2 separate regions of the Homo sapiens genome follow, and region 2 is linked to region 1. Evidence: read pairs that join two places in POLR2A ChIA-PET (ENCODE). Cell type or tissue: HepG2. All regions are shown on one strand. Each heading gives the region's core, and the rest is flanking DNA. Links, peaks and the distances in the headings are about the cores only.

Evidence for each region. ChIA-PET counts read pairs that join two places held together with the same protein. Peaks named below come from ENCODE experiments on the same cell type or tissue, not always from the same donor. Only the 100,000 strongest peaks of a DNase experiment are listed, where the experiment ranks them.
Region 2: POLR2A ChIA-PET joins it to region 1 with 8 read pairs; 4 of 35 experiments call an interaction of 5 or more read pairs at or near these places.

What each region holds. Positions count from the first base shown.
Region 1 is chr2:11,251,069-11,258,215 of GRCh38, reverse strand. The region is part of intron 3 of ROCK2 (Rho associated coiled-coil containing protein kinase 2); the gene reads left to right. Among named protein-coding and RNA genes, the nearest start is that of ROCK2, 90 kb to the left of the region's middle. RefSeq lists an enhancer at 416-935. In HepG2, for the core only: no CTCF peak of the experiment used is centred there; a DNase peak (open chromatin) is centred at 3,985.
Region 2 is chr2:11,359,723-11,366,869 of GRCh38, reverse strand. PPIAP60 (peptidylprolyl isomerase A pseudogene 60) reads right to left here. Exons shown (of 4, transcript XM_047446546.1): 3 at 1,581-1,724. Among named protein-coding and RNA genes, the nearest start is that of PPIAP60, 12 kb to the right of the region's middle. In HepG2, for the core only: no CTCF peak of the experiment used is centred there; DNase peaks (open chromatin) are centred at 1,045, 1,369 and 3,529; H3K4me3 peaks cover 3,489 bases.

The DNA of each region.
Region 1 (7,147 bases), core at 1,392-6,391:
TGTCGTCATTATATTAAGCATCTACTCTGTACCAAGCATTGGGCTGGCTATGCAGTAGTATGACAAAAATTCAGTTTCAGCCCTCATGGAGTTTCCTGTGTAAGGGAAGGGAGATTCCATGTGCTTTTATGAAAAGCAGAGTTTTTGTTTCTTAAAAAAAAAAGTTCCTCCTTAAACAGATTTTAAAAATATAACTGAAGTGACAAAAATACACTTTCTGTAAATAACATCTGGTAGATGTGTTACCACTCAGAATTTCTATTATGATAAATAAATGTACCAAACCTGGTGTCAGAAATCACTGTGGGCCAGGTTAGAAAAACAAACACTTTTCACTTGAGAATACATCACTCCATTATTCAGTATTATAAAATGAAGAAAAATCACTATTACTGCTCTAGTTAGTAAATGAAAGTGTATTTGCTTATTACAAATGTTGGTTTGATTTCGAATCTCCTAAAGTACCTATCTCCTGAGATGCTGGCTGAGCTTTAAGGACAGCTTGCAACACTGGATCTTCCCATGGGCCGCCATCTCTAATGATTCGAGTCACCAGTTCCAGATTCACATTTCCATATCTGCGGAGGTGATTCTGGTATTCCTGGAATGATCCAAGAATATCCTTTAAGGGCTCTTCATAAAACTCACCTCTTCCAAAGAACAGCAGCAACTCGAAGAAACTCACAGCAAGGCTACTCAAAACATGTTGTACGTGCTCACATTCATCTGGGAATGATGCACTGGCTGTTGTAAAACAACAAAGTACAGTCTGAAGAACCTGAAGCTGTGGCAAAGGGACCTGCCATCTTCCAACGTAATCTTCAACCACCTGACAGAAGCGTCAGCAGTAACCCCGACAGCTGATCGTGACGCCGCCACTGCAGCTGCCAGCACCGCCTCTGCCGTCGCCCGCAGCTCTAAGCCCCACAGGGCCAGCAGGGACTCCACAGTGGCCACAAGCTCTTCTCTGAGGCGTTCGGCCTTTTGATCGCTGTCTTCCTCCGCCATGAGGCTCTCGCTGCCCAGCGCATACCAGCCCCTGCTCCTCCACCACTGTAGCTGCCTAGGCTAACCTCCCAAATTTCAAAATATTTTAAAATGAGAAGTGATGTAATCTATTAATATAATCTTTGTAATTATAATTTGTTTAGGCAGTTTTTATTTTGGGCTATATTTTCTTTATATCCATACTGATGTTTTGTTTGCTTGTTCTATCAAATACTGAGAGTCCCTAGCCTACTATCCCTGCATTAAAAATTTTGGTCGGGGTGACCTTGGAGCGTAATTCAACCTCCGAACAACCTAAACTAAGACCATGGGGTATTAATATTTCCAACTGAAGGTATAGATTTGTCCGTTTCTTTCTTAGTCCTGTTAGTTTTTATGTTATTAATTTTCAGGCTCATTTATTGAAGATGCATACGTAATTAGAATGGTTATGCCTCCGTAATGGATTACCCCTTTTATCTAAATTACCTTATCTCTTATAATACTCTTTGCCTTGAAGTCTGCTTTATTATTTATATACCAACTTTTTTACCCTTGCAGTTTGCATGGTAGATCTTTCTCCATTCATTTGTTTTCAACTCATTTGAACTCATAATTAAACTATATAACTTATGTATATATTTATATATAATATGTATATTAGATATATGTATTAGTCCGTTCTCACATTGCTGTAAAGAACTACCTGAGAGACTGGATAATTCATAAAAGAGGTTTAATTGACTCACAGTTCTGCAGGCCGTACAGGAAGCGTGGCTGGGCAGGCCTCAGGAAATTTACAATCATGGCAGAAGGTGAAAGGGAAGCAAGCACGTCTTACGTGGCCAGAGAAGGAAGACGAGAACAAAGAGGGAGAATGCCATATACTTTTAACAACCAGATCTCATGAGAACTCACTATCAGGAGAACAACAAGGGGGAAGTCCCTCCCCGTGATCCAGTCACCTCCCACTAGGCCCTTCCCTCCAACACTGGGAATTACAATTTGACCTGAAATTTGGGTGGGGGCACAAATCCAAACCATATCAATATATAATTATTATATATAAGTATGTGAACTATAATTGCTTTTTAATCAGTTTTTATAATTTATGTTTATTAATTGGAGTATTTAATCCATTTATAATTACACATATTTTAGACTGTTTAAAATGGTATTGGAATCCCCTGAGTCTCTTCAGTTTCATTTATTCATTTTGTCTTTATTTTTCAGATTGATTTGTGTTGAAGTTCACTGACTTCCATATAGTTTCCTTTTTTTTTTTTTTTTTTTTTTTTTTGAGATGGAGTCATACTCTCTCATCCAGACTGGAGTGCATGGAGTGCAGTGGCACCATCTCGGCTCACTGCAACCCCTGCCTCCCAGGTTTAAGCAATTCCCCTGCCTCAGCCTCCCGAGTAGCTGAGATTACAGGCACATGCCACCATGCCTGGCTAATTTTTGTATTTTTAGTAGAGACGGGGTTTCACCATGTTGGCCAGGCTGGTCTCGAACTCCTGACCTCAAGTGATCCGCTCACCTCAGCCTCCCAAAGTGCTGGGATCACAGGTGTGAGCCACTGCACCCGGCCTAGTTTCCATTTTTCTGTTGATATTTACTTCTATTCACTCATTAAGACTATATTTTATTTCTTTAATATATTTTCCCTTAGTTCTTTGAACATATTTATAAGAGCTATTTTTAAGTATTTGTCAGTTGAATCTAACATCTTTTGGGGCCATTTTCTATTGACTGCTTTTTTCTTGATGATGAGTCGCATTTTCCTTTTTGCCTATCTAGTAATTTTTAAATTATATACTGTACCTTGTGGATGTATGGTAGAGACTCTGGGGTTTTGTTATTTTTCTTTGAATACTATTGATTTTCATTCTGATAGGCTGTCCAGTTACTTGCTGTTCATCCTTAACTCTTGCAGGCTGTTTTATACTTTGTAAATGTAGATGTGTGGAAAGATCAAGATGTTTCCCAAGTTTTTTTTTTTTTTTTTTTTTGAGATGGGGTCTCGCTCTTTCCCCCAGGCTGGAGTGCAGTGGCGCAATCTCCGCTCACTGCAAGCTCCGCCTCCTGGGTTCATGCCATTCTCCTGCCTCAGCCTCCCAAGTAGCTGGGACTACAGGTGCCCGCCACCATGCCTGGCTAATTTTTTGTATTTTTAGTACAGACGGGGTTTCACCGTGTTAGCCAGGATGGTCTCAATCTCCTGACCTCATGATCTGCCCGCCTCAGCCTCCCAAAGTGCAGGGATTACAGGCGTGAGCCACTGCGCCCGGCCCCCAAGTTCTTTTAAATTTGTAGGGTACAACCTCCAAACTGTGTTTCCCTTTGGATCTTTTAGGGTTTAATGTTAGGTTTTGTTAGGTTTGTGCTAGAGTAGGTCTTACTTTAGAGCCTGGTTCTTTTTCATAAGATGTGTCAGCTGAACGACCAAGAAATTAGCCAGGTTTCTCTACCTTTTTTTTTTTTTTTTTTTTTTTTTTTTTAAGAGACAGGGTCTCACTGTTGCCTAGGCTGTCTCAAACTCTTGGGCTTAAGCAGTCCTCCTGCCTCAGCTTCCCAAAGTGCTGGGATTACAGGCGTGAGCCACCACACCTGCCCTTCTCTACTTTTGCTTGTCTGGAAATCCTGTGTTCTTCCAATGCCACTTAACCTCCAGTGTTTATGTTTTACCATAACCCCAAAGCAGTTGGTCTCTAATAAACCTGGACTGCTTTCTCTCTGGGTAGCCCAGCCTTTAGCCAAGTACACACATGTGACTTCTAGGGATCTCCCTCTCCTTGCTTTCCAGTGTCCTGCCCAGAATAATTTAGCTGCTTCATTTGTCTTAAACTCTGATCTCTGCCTCCTCAACTCAGCAGAAACATGCAATTATATGCTGCACACTGGTTGCAATATTGACTTTTATCAGAGTTTCTGGGCAATTATGGGGTTGACTTGGTGAGTTTCTCTTCTCTCAGGAATTACAGTCTTGTGTTTATTTTACGAAACCTGAATACGGTTGCCTTGTGTGTTTTGTCATTTTTGATGGTTGTTTACAATGGGAGGGCTAGCTGGTACCAATTACTTCATCATAGCCAGAAGTGCATGATTCTGAGTAATAAGTATACAAATGTATTGTGTCATGCTGGGACTTATTTGTATTTTCCATTAGTGATTTGTTCAAACCCACTCCCCTAATAAAATTTTGTACCTGGCTTTTATTGGAGGGGGAGCAAAACTTTCTCTATTAAAGAGGCGTAGCATTTTATGATTTTCTAAAATTTTATTGCATTTTATAGAGTATCTGATAAGTGTCATGGTTCTTCCCTGTCTGCTCTGGGGAAGACACCAGCATATCTTTGGTTTACCTTATTTTCATCAATATAAGTATTAGCTGTACATGTGGATAGTATTTGACAAAAGATAGCTAGAAATATTAGCTGCTGAATCTTTTTTAAAACTGGAAATTGATGGTGTGGCCACTTTTAAAATAAATTTTTGCAGATATTAATTGAGTCATTAAATATTTAGTGAGTGCCTGTTTTATTGCCATTGCTGGCATTGTACTTGGCACTAGGGATATAATGGAGAACAAAATAGGCATGCATAATCCCCATCCTTGTTGAATTTACATTCCACTATGGGAGACAGGCAATAAATACAAAGAAACAACATCAAAAATTACAAATTATGATACCTACCAGGAAGAAAACAAATAGGGTTCTATGGTTGAGAACAGTGAGTTCTTAGTTCAGTTAGGGTGGTCAGAGAAGACCTCTTTGAGGAGTTTTATATTTAAACTGAATGGATAAGGAGGTAGTGTCCTTATGGGAGAGGTTGAATTAGGTACTATGATGGGTTTTTAAATACCTTTCCAGTACCCATAAAGATCCTGAGGAAAGTTTCGTTATATTAGAGGAACTGAGAGAAGATAAGTGTGTCTGAAGTATGAACAATGGGAAGAAAATGACAAGATTTAAGTCGGGAAGGTGGACATAGGCTAGATCATTTAGGACCCTGTAGACAATGGTAAGGTGCTTGATTTCTTCTTCTTTCTTCCATCGCTGAATAGGGTAACTATATAATTTGTTGTACAAAAACTGGCATACTCTGAGTAAAAAGGAGCACCAACTGGATGGAATACTGGGTGGACAGATGTAATCTAGCCCTGTTTGGTAAAATCATCCTAATTGTGTACATAACATATGTAGAAATAGTATAGATTCTGCCTGCAGATTACCTTTAAATATTATTATTATTATTATTATTATTATTATTATTATTATTATTATACTTTTAAGTTCTGGGATACATGCACGGAACGTGCAGGTTTGTTACATAGGTATACGTGTGCCATGGTGGTTTGCTGCACCCATCAACCTGTCATCTACATTTCTCCTAATGCTATCCCTCCTCTAGCCCCTCACCCCGTGACAGGCACTGGTGTGTGATGTTCCACTCCCTGTGTCCACGTGTTCTCATTGTTCAACTCCCACTTATGAGTGGGAACCTGCGGTGTTTGGTTTTCTGTTCCTGTGTTAATTTGCTGAGAGTGATGGTTTCCAGCTTCATCCATGTCCCTGCAGAGGACATGAACTCATCCTTTTTTATGGCTGCATAGTATTCCATGGTGTATATGTGCCACATTTTGTTTATCCAGTCTATCACTGATGGGCATTTGTGTTGGTTCCAAGTCTTTGCTGTTGTGAACAGTGCTGCAATAAACATACGTGTGCATGTGTCTTCATAGTAGAATGATTTATAATCCTTTGGGTATATACCCAGTAATGGGATTGCTGGGTCAAATGGTATTTCTGGTTCTAGATCTTTTTTTTTTTTTTCACCCAGGCTGGAGTGCAATGGCGTGATCTTGGCTGGCTGCAGCCTCAGCCACCCGGGTTCAAGCCATTCTCCTGCCTCAGTCTCCCAGGTACCTGGGATTACAGGTGTGCACCACCATGCCAAGCTAATTTTTGTATTTTTGGTAGAAACGGGGTTTCACCATGTTGGCCAGGCTGGTCTCGAACGCCTGACTTCAGGTGATCCACCCACCTCAGCCTCCCAAAGTGCTGGGTTTACAGGCGTGAGCCACCATGCCTGGCCTCTGGTTCTATATCCTTGAGCAGTTGCCACACTGTCTTCCACAGTGGTTTAACTAATTTACGCTCCCACCAACAGCATAAAGGTGTTCTATTTCTCCACATCCTCTCCAGCATCTATTGTTTCCTGACTTTTTAATGATTGCCATTCTAACTGGCATGAGGTGGTATCTCATTCTGGTTTTGATTTGCATTTCTCTAATGACCAGTGATGATGAGCTTTTTTTCATGTTTGTTGGCTGCATAAATGTCTTCTTTTGAGAGGTGTCTGTTCATATCCTTTGCCCACTTTTTGATGGAGTTGTTTGTTTTTTTCTTGTAAATTTGTTTAAGTTCCTTGTAGATTCTGGTTATTAGCCCTTTGTCAGCTGGATAGATTGCAAAAATTTTCTCCCATTCTGTAGGTTGCCTGTTCACTCTGATGATAGTTTCTTTTGTTGTGCAGAAGCTCTTTAGTTTAATTAGATCCTATTTGTCAGTTTTGGCTTTGTTGCCATTCCTTTTGGTGTTTTTGTCATGAAGTCTTTGCCCATGCTTGTGTCCTGAATGGTATTGCCTAGGTTTTCTTCTAGAGTTTTTATGGTTTTAGGTCTTACATTTAAGTCTCTAATCCATCTTGAGTTAATTCTGCTTACTATCTATATAGCCCTTGGGCAGTTTGATGTCTCTGTGCCTCAGATTTCCCATTTGTAGTATGGGGAAATAATACCTCACTGGGAATGAAGATTAAGTAAGATAATATATGTATCAAAACACACAGTGCCTGGCACATGCCAAGTACTTAGTAAATCTGTTCTTTCAGCAGATATTTATTGAAAGGTTATTATGTGCCAGACATTATACTAGGCAATGGGGATTAAACATTGAACCAAACACAGAAATCCTTGACTTCATTGGGTTTATATTCTGGTGCTGAGAAATAGGTGATAAATAAGTTAAAAATGGGATGTAAGATGGTAATAAGTACGATGAAGCAAAAACATGACACAGAGAATGGAATATGGAATATGCTGGCAGCAGAAGGGGATGGTGAGCTAATATGTAATATGCTGGCAGCAGAAGGG
Region 2 (7,147 bases), core at 766-5,765, 110 kb before region 1:
CCTGCCTCAGCCTCCCAAAGTGCTGGGATTACAGTTGTGAGCCACTGCACCTGGCCGATTTCTTTTTTAAAATGATCAAAAAACCATTTATATGTGGGAATATAGCTATATACTTTTATTATTGAATTACCATGGAAAAAAACATGGAAGAGGGAGGCCAAGGCAGGAGGATCACTTGAGGCCCAGGAGTTTGAGACCAGCCTGGGCAACAAAGCGAGACCCTCATCTCTACAAACAATTAAAAAATTAGCTGGGCTTCGTGGTTCACGCCTGTAGTTCCAGCTACTCAGGAAGTTGAGGTGGGAAGATCACCTGGGCTTGGATAGATCAAGGCTGCAGTGAGCCGTGATTGCGCCACTGTACTCTAGCCAGGGTGACAGAGAGACTCTGTCTAAAAAAAAAAAAAAAGGAAAAAAAAAAAAACTTGGAAGGTGCATTCAAGGTTGTCAACATGGTTGTGTGGGTTGTGTCATGGGCCCAGGTTCAGCCTGGAGCCATGACATGAGTGGAACAGACTAGAAGGGGAGGGAGGGGAAAATAAAGAGAAAGGGAAAATGGAATCTGTTTTAAGGAAACCCACCAGGGTATACAATATAATCACACGATGTGTATATATGCAATTATGTCAGTTATGAGGAATGAAAATAAAAATGGCATTGATTTTTTTCTCAATAACCTTGTGAAATATTATTTTTCCCACTTAATAGATAAGGAAATGGATGATCTGATTTGCCAAAGGCTATCTGATTCCAAGGCTTAAATTATTTTCCTATAAGTATGATGCACAGTTATAATGAAAAAAAATCAAATATCATAGTAAAGTACAATGAAGATTGTAAAAACTCCTGAGTTCCAGAGACACTGCTATTAAAATTTGAGAAAACAACACTCCAGAAGTTTCTCTATGCATATATACCATTTACCAAATCATGCAAAATATGCCAAAGTCAGTCGGCTGTGAGGTTATGGGGGAGGTACTGCATCCCTGCAGGAAGTGGATGCTTCTATTGTCACTCATTCTGAAAAGTGGATAATCCTGGGCAGGGAATTAGGCCAGTCTGAGGGCTGAGGGAGGAGGGGGCAGGCCCAGGACCGGCCTTGGGAGGCTCAACGTGGTTCCTGTGATGGGAAGGAGCTGCCCTGACAGCTGCAGGCAGCCAGCCTCCCAAAATGTGGATGGCAAGTAAGAGGCATGGGTAATAATGGTCTCTATCCTCCTGAACAGCTCTCCCCCTGGACAGCCGTGAAAGAAATTGGGACTGATCTTTGGACAGGAGGATGGCTGTGTCCCCTCCTGAGGTCAGAGGGGGACACTGCTTCCAGACAGGGCCTGCAGCTGAGCTTACAGCCTCTCCCGACATGGCCACGTGATGATTTGGTCATGCCTTCTGATGAATGGCTATCTGCTTATGTGCCTAGATCCACCAGAGTTGTCACAGTTACAGGCCAGTTACTAGGAGGCCTCTTCTGAATGTGACATGGGAGGAGGGTCTCCCCTTTTCTCTTGGGGAGACACTGAGGTGAAATAGGCCTGCACCAGCCAATACAGAGGCAGCAAGTAGAGTCCTGAAGACACTCACTTGGCTGCAAAAGAGACCAGGGGTTTCCTCCAGCTGCCTGGTTGGCTGCTGCTCTGAGAAGATACCAGGCCTCTGCTCCGGTGGCTTCAGGGAGGCCACCCTGGACACAGCCAGCAGAAGCAGGTCATCGATGGAGGGGTCAGCCTACAAGGACACAGCCAAGTTCATGTTCTTTGGGAGGTGGCAGCCAAGGTAAGCCTGAAGGGTCTGATTCATAGACGAATCTTCAGAAATATCTGGAGAAGTGAATCTCAGAGATATAATCCTCCCTCCAATTTGAATGGGTGGGGGCTCCTGGGCATTATGACTTGAGTATTAAGGAAGGGTGTCTTTATTTTGCACACCAAGCTGATGAGGTGAGACATGTGCATTACATGGATATAGATATGCATATCCAAAATACAAAGCTTATCATACTGCTCACCTGCTCAAAATCCAGCAACAGCTTCCCTTGGGGTGAAACCCAAACTCTTTACCATAGACCCCCACCCGGAACACTGCATGGCAGCCATGATAAAGTCTCAGTTACCTCCTCAGATCTCCAGGCCTTCACCCGTATTTCTGCTTAGAATACTTCCTACTAGAGTCACCCGGACAGTTCGTAGTCACCCTTAAAGATTCAGCTTAATGGCCGGGCGCGGTGGCTAATGCCTGTAATCCCAGCACTTTGGGAGACTGAGGCAGGCAGATCACCTGAGATTAGGAGTTTGAGACCAGCCTGGCCAACATGGTGAAACCCTGTCTCTACTAAAAATACAAAAAATAAGCCTGGTGACGTGGTGCACAACTGTAGTCCCAGCTACCTCGGGGGCTGAGGCAGGAGAATCGCTTGAACCCAGGAGGCGGAGTTTGCAGTGAGCCAAGATCGTGCCACTGCACTCTAGCCTGAGTGACAGAGCAAGGCTCTGTCCGTGCCCCCCCAACCCCACCACCACCAAAAAAAAAAGATTCAGCTTAACATGTCACCTCCCCTGGGAGGTCTTCCCTGGCCCATTCCCTCCTGGCCCAAATCCTCCAGATTTGTCTTCCTGCTTGGCGTTCCTGTAATCAAACATTTGTTACACTTTATTGGTATGTTTCGCCCAGAGATAGGGATTCTGTCCTACTTGCTTCTGTATCCCCAGTGTTTTGTATAGTTAGTATTTGTTAATCTGTTGAACGACTGAATGGTGTAGGTACATAGTTTTACACAAAGGGAACATGCTCTGTAGTCTTTTGCATTCAACAATGCAGTAAGTCTGTGCCCTTAACCATTACACGTCCCCATGAAAGGGTTTTAACTATGGCCTACAAGCATTTTACAATCCAGTCCTCATCAGCTCCATCCTTTCTGCTTTCTGTGCCTTGAATATTCATGCATTTTCATCTACAGTGCCTAGCACACAGCCAATGCACCTGCCAAAGTGAAATACCCCAGGGTGTGCCCACATTCTTTCCCTACATTATTCCATGCCTGTTTCCCACCCCTGCCTGGCTAATTCCCACCTCTCCTCTGATGTCCCACTGAAACGTTTTCTCCGTGCAAAGCCCCATCTGTTTCTCCTAGACAAAGTGAGCAAGCCTGCCTCTGTGGGCCCCTGAACCTTGCTCCTCTCTCCTCACGGCTCCTAGTGTGTACACCCGCGGTGGCTCACGCCTGTAATCCCAGCACTTTGGGGGGCCGAGGTGGGCGGATCACGAGGTCAGGAGATCGAGACCATCCTGGCCAACACGGTGAAACCCCGTCTCTACTAAAAATACAAAAAAATTAGCCTGGTGTGGTGGCATGCGCCTGCAGTCCCAGCTACTCGGGAGGCTGAGGCAGGAGAACGGCATGAACCCGGGAGGCGGAGCTTGCAGTGAGTCGAGATTGCGCCACTGTACTCCAGCCTGGGCAACAGAGCGAAACTCCGCCTCAAAAAAAAAAAAAAAAAAAAAAAAATCTGCTCTCTGACTCAACTTTGATCACTGATAGTACTGGGACTTTTGTCTTCTTCCGTTTGTTATTCCCAACATCTAGTACAGCCTCTGCCACCAACTGATATTCAATAAATATTTATTGAATGAATGAATGAGGGCATGAATTAAGAAAGTTTAGTTTCACGCTTAGAGAAACATCACGCCAGGCTTCAGGGCCAACGGGAATCCATCCCAATTCCTGCTACAGACTTACTGATCCTGTCAGTTGTAATCAGTCAGAGAAATCATCCCAGCATGCTGGAACTAGGTAGAAACCTTGTTTTGCACATGATGAAACTGAGGTCGTAAATGTGAAGGTTGCACAGCAAATTCCATCAGAAGTTGTCTGAGATAGCAAGACTGATACCCATGCATATCAAGAGTCATGAATCACCAAGATCTCATCCCTAATTCTAGTGCTGTGTCATACATTATTTTACTTTTCAACAAAATAATGATGATTCCTTAAAATTGTGTAGCACTTTATAACTTACAAAGTCCTGTAAAAAAAAAAAAAAGACCTCTGAACTAGCTATTTGTGGTTAAGTCACTTGCCAGAATCATTCAGTTCTTAAATGATGGATCCAGGGCTAGGACTCAAGTTTTTGCTCTATGCCCAGTGTACTCCTCAAGATCCAATGTCTGCCTCCAACATTACAATAAACGGTGGTTAAATAATGATTCTAGGCTCACTCCTGGGAAAACATTATCATTTCTAATCAATATAATCATTTCCTATTTCTAAGAATTTTCTGAAGGCGACATAGACCAGACTTGTCAAACTTTTACATAAGAGAGCTGATAAGATCGAAGCATGGCTATAAGAAGGAACCAGAGTGTCAGGTCTGTGTGTGTGTCTGTGTGTGTGCACGTGCATGTGTGCATGGATGTGTAGTGTGTCAGTGACTCTGCATGTGGAATACTTGGTAAAGGCTTTAGGAACTCAAAAGTGTGGGTGGAAACAAAATAAGCAAATCTCCAATGCACAGCATCTGCATAGAGTGTGACCTTGATAAATACTTGCCAATGAATTAATATGCCCTGTGTTAAAAAATTCTCATATAATTGTTGTGCCCTTAGCCAGTATTTCCATAGAATGACTTTTAACAATGTAAATATGTCTTCCAAATAACTAAATTTATTCACTCATGCTTTCATCCAACAACGAACGCCTGGCCAGGTGCGGTGGCTCACACCTGTAATCCCAGCACTCTGGAAGGCCAAGGCGGGTGGATCACCTGAGGTCAGGAGTTTGAGACCAGCCTGCCCAACGTGGTGAAACCCCGACTCTACTAAAAATACAAAAATCAGCCAGGCAGAGTGGCAAGCACCTGTAATCCTAGCTACTTGGGAGGCTGAGGCACAAGAATCACTTGAACCCGGGAGGTGGAGGTTGCAGTGAGCCAAGGACGCGCCACTGCACTCCAGCCTGGGTGACAGAGTGAGACTTTCTCTCAAAAAAATAATAATAATAGTAATAGCCAGGCGCCGTGACTCACGCCTGTAATCCCAGCACTTTGGGAGGCTGAGGAGGGCAGATCACAAGGTCAGGAGATCAAGACCATCCTGGCTAACGCGGTGAAACCCCGTCTCTACTAAAAATACAAAACATTAGCGGGGCGTGGTGGTGGGAGACTGTAGTCCCAGCTACTTGGGAGGCTGAGGCAGGAGAATGGTGTGAACCTGGGAGGCGGAACTTGCAGTGAGCCGAGATCGCGCCACTGCACTCCAGCCTGGGCGGCAGAGCAAGACTCCATCTCAAAAATAAATAAATAAATCATCATCATAATAATAATGGAGGCCTATAGGTGCCAGACGCACAGTTTCCCCATAACACAGCAGGAAACTAAACAGACAGACCAACGTCTACTCTCATGGAGTTTACATTTTTGGGGGATGCTAGACATGGATAATAACCACTCGGTTATATATTATATTAGGTGATAAGTGGTATAAAAAAATATGGTTAGGCCAGGTGCGGTGGCTCACGCCTGTAATCCCAGCACTTTGGGAGGCTGAGGTGGGTGGATCACGAGGTCAAGAGATCGAGACCAGCCTGGCTAAAATGGTGAAACCCCGTCTCTACTAAAAAAATACAAAAAAAAAAAAAAAATAGCCAGGCGTGGTGGCGGGTGCCTGTGGTCCCATCTACTTGGGAGGCTGAGGCAGGAGAATGGCGTGAACCCGGGAGACGGAGCTTGCAGTGAGCCGGGATCATGCCACTGTAATCCAGCCTGGGTGACAGAGCGAGACTCCATCTCAAAAAAAAAAAAAGAAAAAGAAAAGAAAAAAGAAAAATATGGTAAGAAAAGGGGCTTGGGCGTGGGGTGGCTAGGAGTGGGGTGGGGTTGCAATTTGAATCAAGGGGTTCAGGAAGTGACATTTGAACAAAGACCTGTAGGTCGGGTGCGGTGGCTCACGCCGGTAATCCCAGCACTCTGGGAGGCCAAGGCAGGTGGATCACTTGAGGTCAGGAGTTCAAGACCAGCCTGGCCAACATGGCGAAACCCTGTCTCTACTGAAAATAGAAAAATTAGCTAGACATGGTGGCACACAACTGTAGTCCCAGCTACTGGGGAGGCTGAGGCAGAAGAATCACTTGAACCCAGGAGGCAGAGGTTGCAGTGAGCTGAGATCATGCCACTGCACTCCAGCCTGGGTGACAGAACGAGACTCCATCACAAAAACACACAAAAAATGAACAAAGACCTGAGAAGAAGGGGCACAAACTGTGAGAATATCTTGGGGAAAATCTTAACCTTTTGAACAAACACATAATTTTTAAAACTTTGTTTTTGTTTTTAAATAGCTTATATACACTTGGCTGCCCTGCCCCCCTTTTTTTTTTCCTTGAGACAGGGTCTTGCTCTGTCACCCAGGCTCCAGGCTGAAGTGCAGTGGTGTGATCACGGCTCACTGCAACCTCTGCCTCCCAGGCTCAGGTGATCCTCCCACCTCAGCCTCTTGAGTAGCTGAGACCATAAGCACGTACTACCATGCCGAGCTAATTTTTGTATTTTTTGTAGAGAGAGGGTTTCACCATGTTGTCAAGGCTGGTCTCAAAGTCCTAGGCTCAAGTGATCCACCTGCCACAGCCTCCCGAAGTACTGGGATTACAGGCATGAGCCACTGCACCCAGCCTACACGTGGCTGCCTTCTGAGAGGATCTAGCAGGTAGTTTAACATGTTCCTGATAATTCGGGCATCTCTGTGATTGTCAATGCTGGGCACCATGTAGTGCTGTCCATGGAGGTGGAGATGGTGGAAGCTCGGAGGACTAGAGGACTATTTGCCCCCCCGCTAGAGGGCTCCAATCTGTTTTTCTTCTGCATTAATTCTATGGCATCCACTCCTCTCACACCCTATTATTTCTGGTAGTGTCCCAGCATCACTACGCCATGCGTTTTGTCTGCTTTTTCGTAATACATCATTGGTTTGTTAGGATTGGGTCTAGAAGATAAAGACTTGAGCAAAAGGCTAAAATGCAGTGCACAGGCTTTATGACATCTGCTCTGCCTCTCTGCCTATTCACATAGGACATTTTTTGCTTATTTCCTTACTCTCAATTTCCTTTCTGACTGTCTGAATGCCAAATAATTAAATCCCTGATTTGGGAACTGTTGCTAATT